2 separate regions of the Homo sapiens genome follow, and region 2 is linked to region 1. The links are chromatin contacts, found by Hi-C or POLR2A ChIA-PET in ENCODE. All regions are on one chromosome and are shown on one strand. Each heading gives the region's core, a stretch centred on a gene start or an enhancer-like site at or near the end of the contact. The rest is flanking DNA. Distances are from core to core; before and after follow the strand shown. Region 1 has its middle 260 kb from the start of SLC14A2-AS1. Region 2 overlaps SETBP1 (SET binding protein 1).

Region 1 (7,619 bases), core at 2,533-5,032:
CCATTCATTCATTCCAGCCAATACCTACCAATAAAGTGTCATGTGCCAAACAAACACTGTTGAGCCTAAGAATGTAAGTGGAAGGTGGTGATTCTGTCGGCAGGGCAATCCAACTCTTCTGGCTAAATACTTTATGCCATGTGCCATACTCAGACATACTCATCACACAATGAAATGAAGGGTGCCTCTCTCAAATTCCTGTGATTCCTTCCATCCTAACCTTTTCCTGCACCTCCTTTCTGCAGGAGGATCAAGGAGTGTATAACAGGCAATGGAGCAAACTTCTAATTGAGGTTTCCAGTTAGAAGTGGGAAAGGGGTTTGAGGTTTAGGCCCTGGGGATTCCTGTAGCCCTTGAATCATTTTATAACCCTGGCTTGCCTTATGTGTGAATACTTTTAAGAATGTAGCTGGAGATTTTCCCTAGGACTTCATGGCAGCTGGAGTCTGTGAGGTCTCCACTGTGTTCTCTGTGTTGCAGCATCTGCTCATTCTTGTCTCTTATCACCATCGCTGTGACCTTTGTCTTACCATTTCTCCCTCAGACCCCATAATTATCTGATCTCTTGAATTTAACAGAGCTCTATGCAGTGTAATTTCATCAGAGGCAATGTCAGAAAAACAAAACCTGTTGGCCATTTGGGAATTTAGAAAGCTCTCTGAGCATCCTGTCTTCATGCCTTTTGATTGCTGTGCACACTCTGACTTGGCCTTTACTTTCTGGTCACAACCAGCCACCAAGTGGCCAAGTAGAGTGTAGATGAAGGGAAGGTGTTTTCAGTAAGTGCTGCCAGTTTGCTCTGGAAACTGTATGCAGAAGAGATCATTTCCACACAATTTAACTCATCATTCCTTCATAAAATACTATCCACTCACTCAGTCACCAATCATCCATTTCTAATTATTCATTCATTTTTGTATTCATGTATTGAGTTCTGTTGAACACCTCTTCTACCAGACTAAAAGCTGGTGGAATTTTCAAGCTCCCATTCTTGGTATATTTTCTTCAAGAGCATATACTATTGTTTTGCTCTTTTAAAAGATGCTTTGAAAAGTAAGTCATGTTTCTAGAGCAGCTTCTGTGTAGATTCTTATTGAATGGGGTTATGGACTGAATTGTGTTTCCTCCTGGTCACAAAATTCACTTTAAACCCACAATTCCCAGTGTGATTTTATTTGGTAGAGTCTTTAAGGAGACAATTAAAGTTCAATGAGGTCATAAAGGAGGGGTCCTAATCTAGTAGGACTTGTATCCTTACAAAAAGAGGAAGAGACACCAGGAATATATTCACATAGAGAGGAAAGGCCACGTGAGAACACAATGAGAAGGTGCTGTCTGCAAGCCAAGAAGGGAGGCCTCGGGACAAAACCTACAAACACCTTAATCCTGGACTTCCAGCCTTCAGAACTGTGAGGAAGTAAATTTCTGTAGTCTAAGCCACCCAATCTGTGGTATTTTGTTAGGACAGCCTGAGTAGACTAATACAGATGGTAAGAAGGGATAATGTAGCATAGTCCTAGGTAATAAAAAACTTACAATATTAAATAATACATATTTTATATAGTGTATTGTTAGTATTAGTATCTTACAGTGATGTTAAATTTAAACTGTCTTTTCATAGGCTTACCTCATTTCAAACCTCTCACTAACATTGCAGAGTAGAAATAACTTTTGTTGTTGTTGTTGTTGTTGTTTTTGAGACAGACTCTCACTCTGTCGCCCAGGCTGGAGTGCAGTGGTGTGATCTTGGCTCACTGCAACCTCCGCCTCCCGGGTTCAAACAATTCTCTTGCCTCAGCCTCCCAAGTAGCTGGGATTACAGGTGTGTGCCGCCACACTGGGCACGGTGGCTCACGCCTATAATCCCAGCACTTTGGGAGGCCGAGGCAGGCAGATCACGAGGTCAGGAGTTCGAGACCAGCCTGGCCAAATATAGTGAAACCCCGTCTCTACTAAAAATACAAAAACAAAAACAAAAACAAAACACCTATTGTAATCCCCATTTTTTCAGAGGAGGGGAATAAGACTTAACAGAGATAAGATAGCTTGTTCAGACCATCCAGTTTGAAAAAGAAGAAACTAGAAACTCAACTCTATATACCCCAAAGGACTGCCTTGCCTGCAGTGACAGGAAAACACCCATGATACAACCAAAGATGTTTTTCAGAGTGTCAGATTAACAGAACATCAAGTTTAATGTGTAGGTTCTTCCCACCCTGACACCCTCTAGAATTTCAGCACACCCAATATAAAATCTGTATTCAAACACAAGGTAAATTCTAAGGCTATTTCGGCACTGTTAGCAGAATTACTACTTTGTTTTAAAGGTTGTTTCAACACCAAACTCCCCGGTACAGTCAAAATTTGATTCTTTCTTTAGAAAAATTGATTTATACACATTTTCCATAAACACATCTATTGTATAAAAAGTTATATAAGTTTGCGAGAATTGAGCAAGTAATGTTGAAGAAATGCTGATAAGGAGAGTAATGGTGTGTGGCTTCCTTCAACGGATTGTGGAGGCCTGGACCTATGACCTAAACATCCTTGGGTTCTGGCCTCAGTTACTTATCTGTATTCAGATTTAGATGTGGGAGAGAGATTTGTTTTACAAGCATTTGTTGATTTCTCTGATAAACATATATAACTCTGTCTATTCGTTCTTCTAGAAATACAGTACTCCCCTTCTCATTCAGTAGTTCAAGTGAGATCTGTCATGCTCTAACAGATCTCACCCCCTGAACAAACTGGACCAATTATAGAATCTTAGCCTGCTGACATCAGTTGGTTATTCTGTTAATGTAGGCCTTTTTTTTTTTTTTTTCATATTAACACAGTCAAAGCACTTCTTCAGCATTTTTGAACTCAGGCTCCAAAAGAAATTCTCTGGTGCTGTGATACGAGGCACTGGAGTTGTAAGCAACCATGTCTCTCATGACCAAAGAAGCTCATCTATGTAGGAGAGAATGGAGCTGACACAGACAGAAGCATTGATGAGAGAGGAAGGTGGTGGAATTACAATTCCTGATTCCTGGTGTCCCTGGGGCCCATAACATCCATGCCCTTCCAGCATCCAGTTGAGCTCTTAAGTTCTCCTTGTGCCTAAACTGGCTCTGGTTGAATTTGTCAGTAGGGAGCAAAAAAACCCCTTTCTATCAGTGAGGTTCTGAGAGTATATGTCAATAATCCATTGAGAAGATGGTAGCAGGATAATTTAGATTTGTGCAGTAAATGCTTAGCTGGCAAGAGTCACTGATTGGAAGAGGAAGGAAATGTAGGGAGGTGGCAAAAAAGCAACACCCTCTCTCAGTTTTGCCAAGGAAAAACTGTGCCTTAGAGAAGAAAGATCCTCCAACACAGAAAAAAGTCATAGTCATTGTCAAACCCATTTTATCGTCCCATAGCAAATACCGGATGCTTTGATTTGATTGTTATTTCTTCTGTTCTTGAGACATGAGGGCCTGTCTGAGGTTCATGAAAGGCACTAGTGCATGCAGACAGTTCCTGATCCCTGGGCAGAAGGGATTTGAGCTTGATTATTCTTATCCCAGCATGAAACAGGAGGACTTGGCCTGTTCCCCCCGAGATCTCAGCCCTCATAAGACCCCTGGACCACAGAATGTGGGACTAAAAAAGTTGGTTGAGCTTGTTCAAACAAAGTCTCAATTTCCCGACAAGCAGTTGGAACTTGGGGTTACATGTTGAGGTAGACTTCAGACTATTTTAATGGCATGCAGAGACATGGCTCTCCAACCAATTGGCATTCAGGAAATGTTTATCAGTTCTGACAGCCACAAGTTCCACCCTGGCCAATTTTAGCTCCTGTGACTGGAAGTGACTTGGATGTTTGAAATTCTGTAAAACACAAGCTAGTTTTGAAATGGAGCCACAGAACTTCAACGGTATTCTGGCTTAGCTCTTAGGCAATTTAGGTCAAAATTCTCCTCTCTCTTCTAAACAGGGAAAAGCTTCCCTGAAAGGACTGGTGATAAATTTTCAATAAATCTGCGGGGTGGAGGGAAATGAGAGAAGAAATTTTTAAATGATTTATGAACCTGAGTGAAATGATATTTTCATTGCTGTCCACGTTCCATAATTTTTCTCTTTTAAATTCCCTTTAGTGCCTTTTCAAGGAAATAGAAGAAAGGAGCCAGCGTCCTTTGGGGGTTACCTCTAAGATAGCAAGCACAGCACAGGACTACATATACACATGTGTCTGTTCATGTGTGTAAGCAGCTTCACTTGGGAGCAACCGATAACTCCATTTATAAGCGTGTTTGCCTCAGTATCAATAGAGAAGGAAATATATTTTATATAAGTACATTTTTGGAGATGTTTCCTTCATTAAAAACTATTATAAAATTTTTTTTGCATAGTCATGCTCCAGCCTTTTTTTTTTTTTTATCTGCCCTGTATGTACATGCAAAGGGTGGAGTATTGCTAACTGTGTGTGTGTGCCTGTGTGTGTGCTGAACATGCGTTGAGCAGCTGCTCTGGGTTTGTGCTATTTACTTTCTAAGCATTGTTTTTTTTTTAATATTCTCAAAAATTCTTGAAACAACTATTATAAAACATTCATTTGAGAAAAGACATAACTGATCTCAGAGAGGTTGAGTAACTGGTCTGAATTTCAATGAATGTGTGGTCTTTTAAGAAACATCTGGCCTCTCTGATTTTATCTCCTCTTCTGTCTGATGAATAGTCTCTCTCCTTACATCCAGGCACAACCCTTGACAGCAATGAATGGTATAATTCCTTTAGAAAATATCTATTTGGCCAGGCATGGTGGCTTACACTTGCAATCCCAGCACTTTGAGAGGCTAAGGCAGGAGGATCGCTTGAGTCCAGGAGTTCAAGACTAGCTTGGGCAACATAGCAAGGCTCTGTCTCTACTAAAATTAAAAAATTAGCTGGGCATGGTAGTGTACACCTGTAGTCCTAGCTACTAAGGAGGCTGAGATGGGAGGATCCCTTGTGCCCAGGAGTTCAAGGGTGCAGTGAGCTATGATTGTGCTGCTGTACTCCAGCTTGGGTGACAGAGCAAGATTCTGTCTCTAAAAAGAAAAAAAAAATGTTGAATTCATTCTATGAATCAGAGTCATTGACTAAATTATCAACCTAATAGCCACCAGAAGAAAAGATGGACCCTCACTAAGGCCAGATCTTGGATTTGAAATGAAAGTGGAATGTGAACCCACATGTGGAAACTCACACATGTGATATGATTTACTAACAAACATTGATAACACTACTGAAAATATGGTCACTTTAAAGAAACAAGTGACTAAAATCAACAAAAGGCACTTAAAGCAGTACTAATGAGCATCTATATCATGTTTTTCTGCTCACAGCATTAGGTCCAGTTTGACTTTTTGGCTTTAGATCATGAGTACCATTTACAAACACACACGCATGCACACATTTGGGGCCACATTTTTAACTAGTCCTCTTTGGTATTTTAATCTCGTTTTATTCCATGACTACTTTATAACACGTGATTGTCATACATAGCCTAATTCTTCCCCCCCTTATTAATTTTATTCTTATTTTCTCCTCTTTGTTCTCTTTTTTCTCTCCTTCCTTTGTGCTAATTTTTATGACTCTTGTTTTCTCTCTCACTTTGAGTTTTTCCTTTCCATCGTTGCTGTACTCACTTCCTGTTCTTTCTACTTTCTAAACATCCTTCCCATTGCCCTTGTCTCCAGAGCTCTATCTGGGGATGGGTAGTATTAGATCAGGATTTTCCATGGGAAACCCACTGAATGGTGCTGCCCCGGGATTGAGAAAGACCCAGGAGGTCAAAAGGGCTGAATGTTCCTGTACTTGTCTTACAACTGAATCCTCTGGCTAGTGGCTTCTTCCTTTTTTTTTTTTTTTTTTTTTGGCTTTGAGACATCTTCGGGTGAGAAAGAAGGTTATCTTTATAGGAATGTTTTCCTGAATAGAAAGCCAGTTGTGAACATTATGGGAAACTTTGAAGATGAGATGCCTGAGGCAAGTTAACTGGAAAAGTGTGTAGGTCCTACCAGAAATAATATTCACTGCTCCTCTGAAAGAGTTAGCAGAAGGCTGCAGAGAAATCAGGTTGAGAAAACTTCATAATTCAGCCATAGACATTAGAAAAAGAATCTTTTTATTAATTTTTTATTTCCATAGGTTTTGGGGAACAGTTAAAGTATTTGGTTACATAAGTTCTTTTGTGGTGATTTGTGAGATTTTGGTGTACCCATCACCCAAGCAGTATACACTGAACCCAATTTGTAGTCTTTTATCCCTCACCCTCTTCCTGCCCTTTCCCTCTGAGTCCCCAAAGTCCATTGTATCATTCTTATGCCTTTGCATCCTCATAGTTTAGCTCTCACTTATGAGTGAGAACATACTATGTTTGCTTTTTCATTCCTGAGTTACTTCACTTAGAATAATAGTCTTCAATTCTGTCCAGGTTGCTGCAAATGCCATTAATTCATTCTTAGAAAAGAATCTTACTCGGAAATACTTTCCACTATATTCGAGAGGCCCAAACTACCCTCTTGGTCAGAAAAGTACTCTTCTCCTGCACATGCATCATGATTCACAACCTCGGTAGTGTATTGTTTCCTAGGATTGTCATAACAAAAAAACACATACTGAATGGCTTAAACAACAGATATTTAAAGCACCAATCCTGGAGACTAAAAGTGTAAGACCTAGTTGTCTGCAGCGTTGTTTCTTTTGAGGCCTGTCTCCTAGGCTTGCAGAAGACCATCTCCCTGTGTCTTCACGTGGCCTTCCCTCTGTAAGGTATGTATCTGTGTCCTAATTTCCTCCTCTTATAACGACACCAGTCATAGTGGATTAAGGCCTATGCTAATGACCTTGATTTATCTTAATTACTTCTTTAAAGACTCTATCTCCAAATACAGCCACATTCTAAGGTCCTGGGGTAAGGCTTCAACATATGAATTTTGGGAGCACACAGTAAGCCCATAACATGTAGCAAATAGAGTATCTATGCAAATACAGCAGCCTCCAGTTAATGATGATGACAGAGTCTCTCCTGGTGTAGAGTCTGGAGAATCTGAGACGCATTAGCTTGTAGAACATTAAAATCATCATGGAGGAAACACATCCCTCGAATCTTTGCTTTAGTGCAACAGCTTGCCTCAGAGGCTGTGTTACTGATGAAAGCTATTTCTGCAATAGAAAGCCCTTGGTCTTCATTGTGACCAGCAATGAGAATCCTACCAAGGGTGTGCTGAGTTTCATGTTGAGCTCTGGCCTGGACAGACCCTGCCCTCTGAACATCTGTAACAGAACCATAGACTTATTTTCTTCATGAAAAAGCCCAGGAATCAATTCTATCATGAGAAGATTTGAAATCTATTTTCACCTGAGATTGAGAAAGTAGAAAGATGAGGATGAGATGCTAGAATTTTGAAAGCACACAAAAACCTCAGAAATTATCTGTATCTGTGTTTCCTGGACTTTTTGCATTTTGCCACCAGCAATTTTTAAGAGGGGTGTCCCTCAGGGTTCCCCAGTGTTTGCTTTGTTAAATATAGATAGACATCAATGAATGTAAAGAACATATTAACAAAAAGTTAGATGGATATAATCCAGAACATAAACAGATATTTAAA
Region 2 (7,619 bases), core at 2,249-4,748, 330 kb before region 1:
ATGCCCTGCCCTCTAGGAAATACTCTACTGTTAGGCAACACAGAACGTACTTGAGCTATTGGGGAAATTGTGCATTATATTTTGCTTTGCCATGTCAACATCAAAGATTGAAGTTTTATTTTTAGTCTTCTTTGGTTGTTTTCACTGGTCAGGATCAAAGTCACAGTTTCTCTGTATGACAGGCAAAGACTGGAAGTAAACGAATGGATTTGGCATTCTATTCACTTTTTGAGTGACTATCACCTTTTAGATTCTAATAGAAGGAGAGACATTTCATGCAATAGTCTATGTAATCAAATGATGGTGGGAGGTGGTAGGAAGAGGTGAGGATGGATACCACTGGTTACACAGCCTTTAGACTGAGGTGAGATTTTTAGAAGGTTAATGTCTGGAAGGAGCCTGAAAGTTCAAGGTGACCCACCCCCTCATGTTATAGATGAAGTACTATAGGAACAGAAATAGGACTTGAACCCAGGACTCCAATTCCCAGACCAGTGCTTTTGGCAGCAAGCTTTCCTGGAGCTCTATCAACCCCAAGACTCCACCCAAGCCAACGTCCTGAGGACAGGTGCTTTTCAGCTGGCTGCTGGTGTAAGCTGTGGCTTTTAAAATCAACGCTTATTTTAATACTTTCACAGATCATAGACAAGCAGAAGAGTCTATCTAAAAATACTAAAATTTACTAAGTTAATGGTTCAGGTTGCAACTGATGTCATTACTGCATCTTAAATATGTGTTTTATATTGATTTGAATATAACTGTGGAAATTCGTAATGAAGAAATTTTGCCTACTGCGTGCCCAACTTGGTGATCAAAGATCCCTAATATAATAGGGCATCCTTGGGAGAAATCACAGGGAAACCTTTGCTCACTGCATTTCCCCTCACTTCATTATGCTCCAGGACACCAGCTTTCCAAGCAGTTCTCCTGACTTCAGAAATGTCATTAAGGACTGATCCTCCAAGGAAGTATGGGGTTTTATTTGGTGGCTCAGGGAAGAATTATGAATCTTTTCTTCCAGGCTAAAGGATCTTGGCAGCAAATGGAGGGTACAAGTCATTCAACTAATCAGTGAGTCAATTAATAAGTATACACAGGGCACTTAACAATGTGTGCAACCCTATGCTAAACACCACGGGAATATAAGAGCAAACATGATCTCAGCCTTCAAAGAGCTCAGAGCACTGTTTAGAAGAAAAAAGACAAAAACACATAAAAATAATAGCTAACAACTAAGGACTCAAATGTGCAGTATTGACTGTTAATAGTAATCACATGTCAGACGGGCAAGATGAGAGACGGCTGAGCAATAAAGAATTCAGAGAAGGTTCCAGGCAGGACCAGAGCAGGGCTTTACTTGAACAGAATGTGGTTAAAGCAGTGAAATGAAATGCTTGGGAAGAGGCAAGTACAGGCACCTGCTACGACTTACTGTGTGCCCTAGGCAAAGTATTCCACTTCTCTAATCTTATTCTGTCCCCATGAGATGACTGTTATAATATGATCCTCATTTTACAGATGAGGAAACAGGGCAGGGGCAAAGAGACTAGATGTTCCATATCACACACTAGTGATGTCAGTTAAGCTCCAAATCTAAGACTAGACTCTTCCAAAAAGTTTTCTCTTGGCCACACATAGTGACTCAGGCCTGTAATCCTAGGACTTTGGGAGGCCGAGTCAGGCAGATCATTTGAGGTAAGAAGTGTGAGACCAGCCTGGGCAACATGGTGAAAGCCCATCTCTACTAAAAATGCAAAAATTAGCCAGTCATGGTGGTACGCGCCTGTAGTCCCAGCTACTCGGGAGGCTGAGGCACAAGAATCTCTTGAATCTGGCAGGAGGAGATTGCAGTGAGCCGAGATCATGCCACTGCACTCCAGCCTGGGTGACAGAGCAAGACTCTGTCTCAAAAAAAGTTTTCTCTTAACTACTCTCTTTTTCTTTCCAAATCATCCTTCTTATTGATGCTACTCTTAGTCCAAACAAACATCTGTTTCTTTTCTGATTTCCGATTTTCAGGCTGGCTGGAGTTTGTGGGACCAGGAATGCTGCCTGATGAAAGGTTCCTTGGAATTTTCCCATAGAGGACAATCTTTTGCCTGCCACCCATGAATGTTTCTGTCTTTCCTTTTTTTCTTTCTTTCCTTCATTCCACAGATATTTATTAAGTTCTTCTCAAGCTCTCAAATATCCTAAACTTAATTTGTGTAAATATTGCTACAGCCCAGGTCACAGTGAAATCTTAGACTGAGACACCACCTTCTATTTACACAGGCAGCATGAACTGTTGTTGCCCTATTTGGTGAATACGGCATAAAGTATCCAAGAAACAGCCCAGACACGGAGAGAATATTTTCTGAGCAGTCAGCATAATGAGATTGAATGAGTCCTAAACTATGTCAGAAAATCTATATTTAACTCCCAACTTTGCTATTCATTCTGTCAACCTCAGACAAGTCATCTGAACTCTTTCTGCTACATTGTCTTCAAGTATAAAATGGAACTCATAGTTTCCTCTCTTATGAACTTTACAGGGATGTTGGGTGGTATGAGGGATAACATAAATGAAAATGGTACCAGAAAGTGAAGGCCCCCACCTCCCTGAACCTGGTAACACAGATTTTGCCAAATAAGCCGCTTCCCTGGTTTCCCAGACCTCATCAGTGCATGGCTGCTGTCCAGCCTGCCAATTCATTGACTTCACCATGCCCTATTAATTGATTCTGGGGAACCCCATCAGGGAAAGAAATTAATAGGTGTAGCTGTTTGGAGATAGCCCTATTCTCCAGAGAACCTCCTGAATGTCCCTCTGAGTAGATATCAGGGAAAGGACACCCTTCTCAACCTTCTGTGTGGGATAGGAATAGCGTGCACCAGGATGCCTGTGAGACAGGTGAGCTGGAAGCCCTTACTTGCTGCATGTCAGTTTCCTTATTTGTAAAACGAAAAGGTGGTGAGTCTTACTTGGTGGTTTTTGAACAGTGCTTTCCAAGTGCTGTGTAGGGCCCACTCTAGGGTCACTGCCTGGGGAGAGGCAGTTTGGTGCAGGATATTTGGGAGTGTTTCCAGCTCTCTGATCCCAGAGTTACTCAGCTTTTACTTTCTTTATTTGTTTATGCTCCAGCTGTGATTTTATTTCAACCAAGGGTTACAAAGCTTTAAAATTTTTTTAACCCAGGACCAAGTTATATCTAAATGCCCGACTTTGTGGTTCTCTGATACAGTTACTGAGTGAGTTGTCTTTCTTTCATCTTCTTCCCTTGTCTATGTGCAAGGGGTTCAATGCTCTGATGCCTCCCCATCCACCCCCAGCAGGAGGGTTGGAGCTCTGCCTCCTCGAGTTGTTGATTTCTGAGTCCTCAGCATTTCCCTCACCCTCTCCAGCTTGTCCTCAAGCCTGCCAGTGTCTGTTTCATGCAGCAAAGGCTGTGAGGTGCCCTGGAGCTCTGTGTCCTTGGCTTCAGCACTCAAAGCCCGTGCATGGCAGGGCTCTGGGATACTGGGCTTCAAGGGGATGACTCTACTACTCACCATGACTTTTGGGACTCCCGGGAGCCAGGTTTGGAGAAGGAAATAGAAGGGGAAAGGAAGCCCTGAGCATGTCAGCCCCCACCACAGCGAGCTTGTGTCTCACCTAGAAAAGCCTCCTAGTGCTCATGTGCCCTTAAATGGACTTGTTCACCATGGCCCTCCCACAGCATGCCGCCCTCGGTTTGTATTTTGGAGGGCTTAGTAGATTAGATGTCTGAAAGCCAAAATCCTTCCCGGTGCTGCCGAGCCATTCATACTTTCTTCTCAATAAACAGTTGTCAGACAATTGGATTAAATGAACCCCCACATATAGTCTACTTCAAAATAATAATCCTCGGGACAGCCTGTTCCTCTGCATTATCTGTGTTTACTTTTGGATCTGGTCACAATGCTCTGGTTATACTTTCTGGCAACATGCACTTATGGGGCAAGGGTCACTGGGGTGGAGCCACCACCTCATCCTGAGGAAGAGGGGCCCAGGCTCAGCTGGAGTGACCTGGAGCGTAGGTTTCCCCAGGCCAGGCCTTCTCCATGAAAGGCTTCCTCGGCAGCGGCCTTCCAGGAGAGGATCCCAGTGAAAAGACCACTTGACTCTGAGTTAGAAAACATGGAATTTATCCTACCTGGCCACTAACAAGCCATTGGACTATCAAGAAATGGAAGAGATTTCCCTCATAATCATAGGTTTCTTGTCATTAGAGATGTTGAGGCAGAGATGGGTGGCCCTTGCTCTGAAATGCTGAGGACAGGAACCCAGCAGTAGGTAAAAAGTTGGATCAGATATCCTCAAAGGTCCTTTCCAACTGTGAATGTTTCCACTTCTAGCCTTCTCGTGCAGTTCTACCTAGTGCACAGAATTGCTAGAATGTTTACAAAAGAAGATGTACATAAAAACATTTGACTATATAATATGGCAAGAGAATGTGAGAATTTGTGTTCTAGTTATCAACTTTAAATCTGAGGTGATGATCTTATGTGCACTGCCACTGGGATGGACCCCACAAATGACAGTTCAACAGAACTGTAGGGGAAACTCCCCTTTCCCTGGAGCACTTTGCAGAGATATGTCAACTTCCAGCAGACTCTTCTCCTGGGGCTTAATATCTATAGCAGTCCCACTTTGGATTCTGCTGGAGATAAAGAAGTAGCAAAGCCAGCATAGCTCGGCCCAGTGCCCTTTTCACACTCATGTGGTTAAGGATGCCAGTTCCTGTACTAGACCTTGAGCTCCACGAAAGCATAGCCATGTCCATTCCATTCTCTGCCATGTGGTCATCATCTAGTCCACAGGGTCTGTCACATAGTTTGTGCTCAGTAAATATTTGTTGAACAAAAATATAATACATTAAGAGAATTAAGGAATTAACCATAGGGTTCTGACTCTGCAGGTAGAAACTATTTAGAGATGTGAGAGCTCATTTCACCTAGGTCTCCATTTGCATGTTACTCTATCAGAAAGGGTATCCTTAGCCAGCCTGTCTAAATCAAATCCCCCCATCTTTTTTTTTTTTTTTTGGAGACAGAGTCTCACTCTGTCACCAGGCAGGCTGGAGTGCAATGGCACAATCTCGGCTGACTGCAACCTCCACTTCCCTGGTTCAAGTGATTCTCCTGCCTCAGCTTCCTGAGTAGCTGGGACTACAGGTGCACACCACCACACCCAGCTAATTTTTGTATTTTTAGTAGAGATGGGGTTTCACCATGTTGGCCAGGATGATCTCGACCTCTTGACCTCGTGATCCACCTGCCTCAGCCTCCCTAAGTGCTGGGATTACAGGTATGAGCCACCATGCCCGGCTAGATCCCCCCGTCTTTAAGCTTGTCCCCATATCCTCTCTGGTTTTTCCTTAATAATCTGTGCCATTTGATTAATATATATTTATTATATTATATATATGTATACATATGTGTATTGTATGTACATATACACACATACATATGCATATACACACATATGCATATACATACATGAATTTGTATCTAAATATTACATATAGGTTTGTATGTATGTCAGATATATCTCTGTCTGTGTAAACACACACACATATAGATATAAACATAGTTTTTGGGTTGTTTGTTTTCCTATCTCCTTTCTCCCCACTAGAATGTAAGATTCATGAGGGCAGGCAGGCTGTTTTGTTCACTAATTGTCTTAGGTCATTTTGTGCTTTTATAAGAGTATACTTCAGACTGGGTAATTTATAAGGAACAGAAATTTATTTCTCATAGTTCTTCAAACTGGAAAGTCCAAGGTCAAGATGCAAGAAACTTACCTGATCTCTCTGCTGCCAGTATGGTGCCTTGAGTGCTGCAACCCTCAGAAAGGAACATTATGTCCTCACATGGCAGAAGAGTAGGAGAGAGTGAACCCACTCTCGCATGCCTGTTATCCATAGGAGTATGAATCCATGTATGAGGGCGAAATGGATTAGTCCCATCTCTAGATACTATTGCATTGGGGATTAAATTTCCAATATCTGGGTTTGGAAGGGAACAAAAGCATTTAAACCACTGCCCTACTCATCCGTGTATCCTAGAATGGGATCTGGCATCTAGTTTTTGCTCAAAAAATATTTGTTGAATGGACAACTAAATAAAAGAATGTTTACTAGAGAAAATGGACTGGAGTTGGGTGTGAGAACTTACAGACTAATTGTAATTCGGCTAAGCCCGGCAAGAAAGAGAGAATCCTGCAAGTGAGGGGTGCAGGAAGATCAGACGAGTTAGTAAAAGGGAGAAAAACAAGAGCCCAGTGGTTTAAAAATAATCTCTGTGCTTATCCATCGTCATAAGGGTGGCTGTCAGTCATCAGTGGTTGTCCACTGTGGTTTCAGCCTCTGCCAGTAGTGGCCACAACAGTCCCTATCACATGAGTTAGAGCCCTCAAGAACAACAGCTACTTACTGGGAGTCTATGGAAAGCTCCTCCACTCAGGCTTCCCCACAATTTATGCTTTAAGAGTATACTGATAGATTAATTAAAAACTAGCTACTGGCATCGGCATAGTCACCTTACCTCTTTGCAAATGACTTGCTTGCCCTGCCATCATTCTTCAATTTTTGCCTTTGTTCTCACATCTACTAAAATATTAGTAATAATTACAGGAATATGGTGTAATTGGAATAGCGCTGAACTGACAAGTCTGAGGCCTCGATTTCAGTCTTTATCATTAACTACCTGGATGACCTCTCTGGTTCTCAGTTTCTTTATTCATAAAAGGAGGTAATCAGTTTACATCAATTGTAAGCACTTTAATTCTCAAATTAATCTTCAAATTCTACAATAGTTTTGTTCTTCATAAAGTCAACCATTGATTTAGGAGGAAATTCCTAAAGTCTACTGGCAGTTCAGTTGTGAAGAACCTAACTACAGTGTAATAAATGATGCTTAAACTCCCAGACCAGCTAGTACAACTTACAAAGACTATTTGAAGCATAAGGTAGTTGAACTCTCATTCTGATAGTCCAGCAGTCTCCAGAATCACTGACTAGTGGGTGTCAAGTGCTGAATTTCTCTGAGCTTAGCCTTATGAGCCCTGAGCAGGGGGCTGGACACTGCCTGTTGGAACTGGGTTGAGGTTCCAGTGGCAGTGGGTCTTAGATCATCCATGTTGGAGAGGCTAAAGGCAGAGCAGAAGGGAAGCATGGAGTTCTCCCAAACGAAGGTTAGCGCACTGGGGGAGACCCATAATCAAAAGAACAAAAATACTTTGCTTTCAGTAGTGCTTTATACCTTTGGAAATGCCTCTGCAATTTTTTTTTATCATCATAGTCAGTGCAGATGTCATTGCTTGGATCTGCGCTAAATGTTGTAAGGGATCTCCTCAAAAGATTTACAGTCCAGGAGGGAGGGCAGCAGCAAGTAACTGTACTGTAAGCCTGACTGTGCTAAGCCCTATAGGATATACAGAATGAGTATCGTGGGGGCCCAGGGGACGGAGGGATAAATGTCAGCATGAAGCTTTATGAAGGAGGGGGCATCAGAGATGGCTTTTCCCAGCTGGAACAAGGCAAGCAAGAGTAACACAGCAAATGGCTTTCCAGGGCACAAGGAACTCCACAACTCATGTCACAGGCATGTAGGATCTT

Evidence for each region. Hi-C counts contacts between places; a loop is a spot of excess contacts on that map. ChIA-PET counts read pairs that join two places held with the same protein, here RNA polymerase II (POLR2A). Pooled maps may share reads with other maps.
Region 2: a map of ascending aorta shows a loop between it and region 1 (2.0-fold over the local background). The contact joins two enhancer-like sites. A Hi-C loop is called at or near these places in 1 of 168 maps with a recorded cell type or tissue (ascending aorta) and 3 of 50 pooled maps. POLR2A ChIA-PET finds 5 or more read pairs at or near these places in 1 of 52 experiments (AG04449).

What each region holds. Positions count from the first base shown.
Region 1 is chr18:45,244,894-45,252,512 of GRCh38, forward strand. It overlaps a transcript of SLC14A2 not described here. Among named protein-coding and RNA genes, the nearest start is that of SLC14A2-AS1, 260 kb to the right of the region's middle. Within about 2 kb of position 3,783, at least 7 of the 41 ENCODE cell types and tissues checked have a DNase peak (open chromatin) inside an H3K27ac peak, as active enhancers do; they include ascending aorta, where a contact is called at or near this core.
Region 2 is chr18:44,914,318-44,921,936 of GRCh38, forward strand. The region is part of intron 3 of SETBP1 (SET binding protein 1); the gene reads left to right. Among named protein-coding and RNA genes, the nearest start is that of MIR4319, 52 kb to the right of the region's middle. Within about 2 kb of position 3,499, at least 8 of the 41 ENCODE cell types and tissues checked have a DNase peak (open chromatin) inside an H3K27ac peak, as active enhancers do; they include ascending aorta, where a contact is called at or near this core.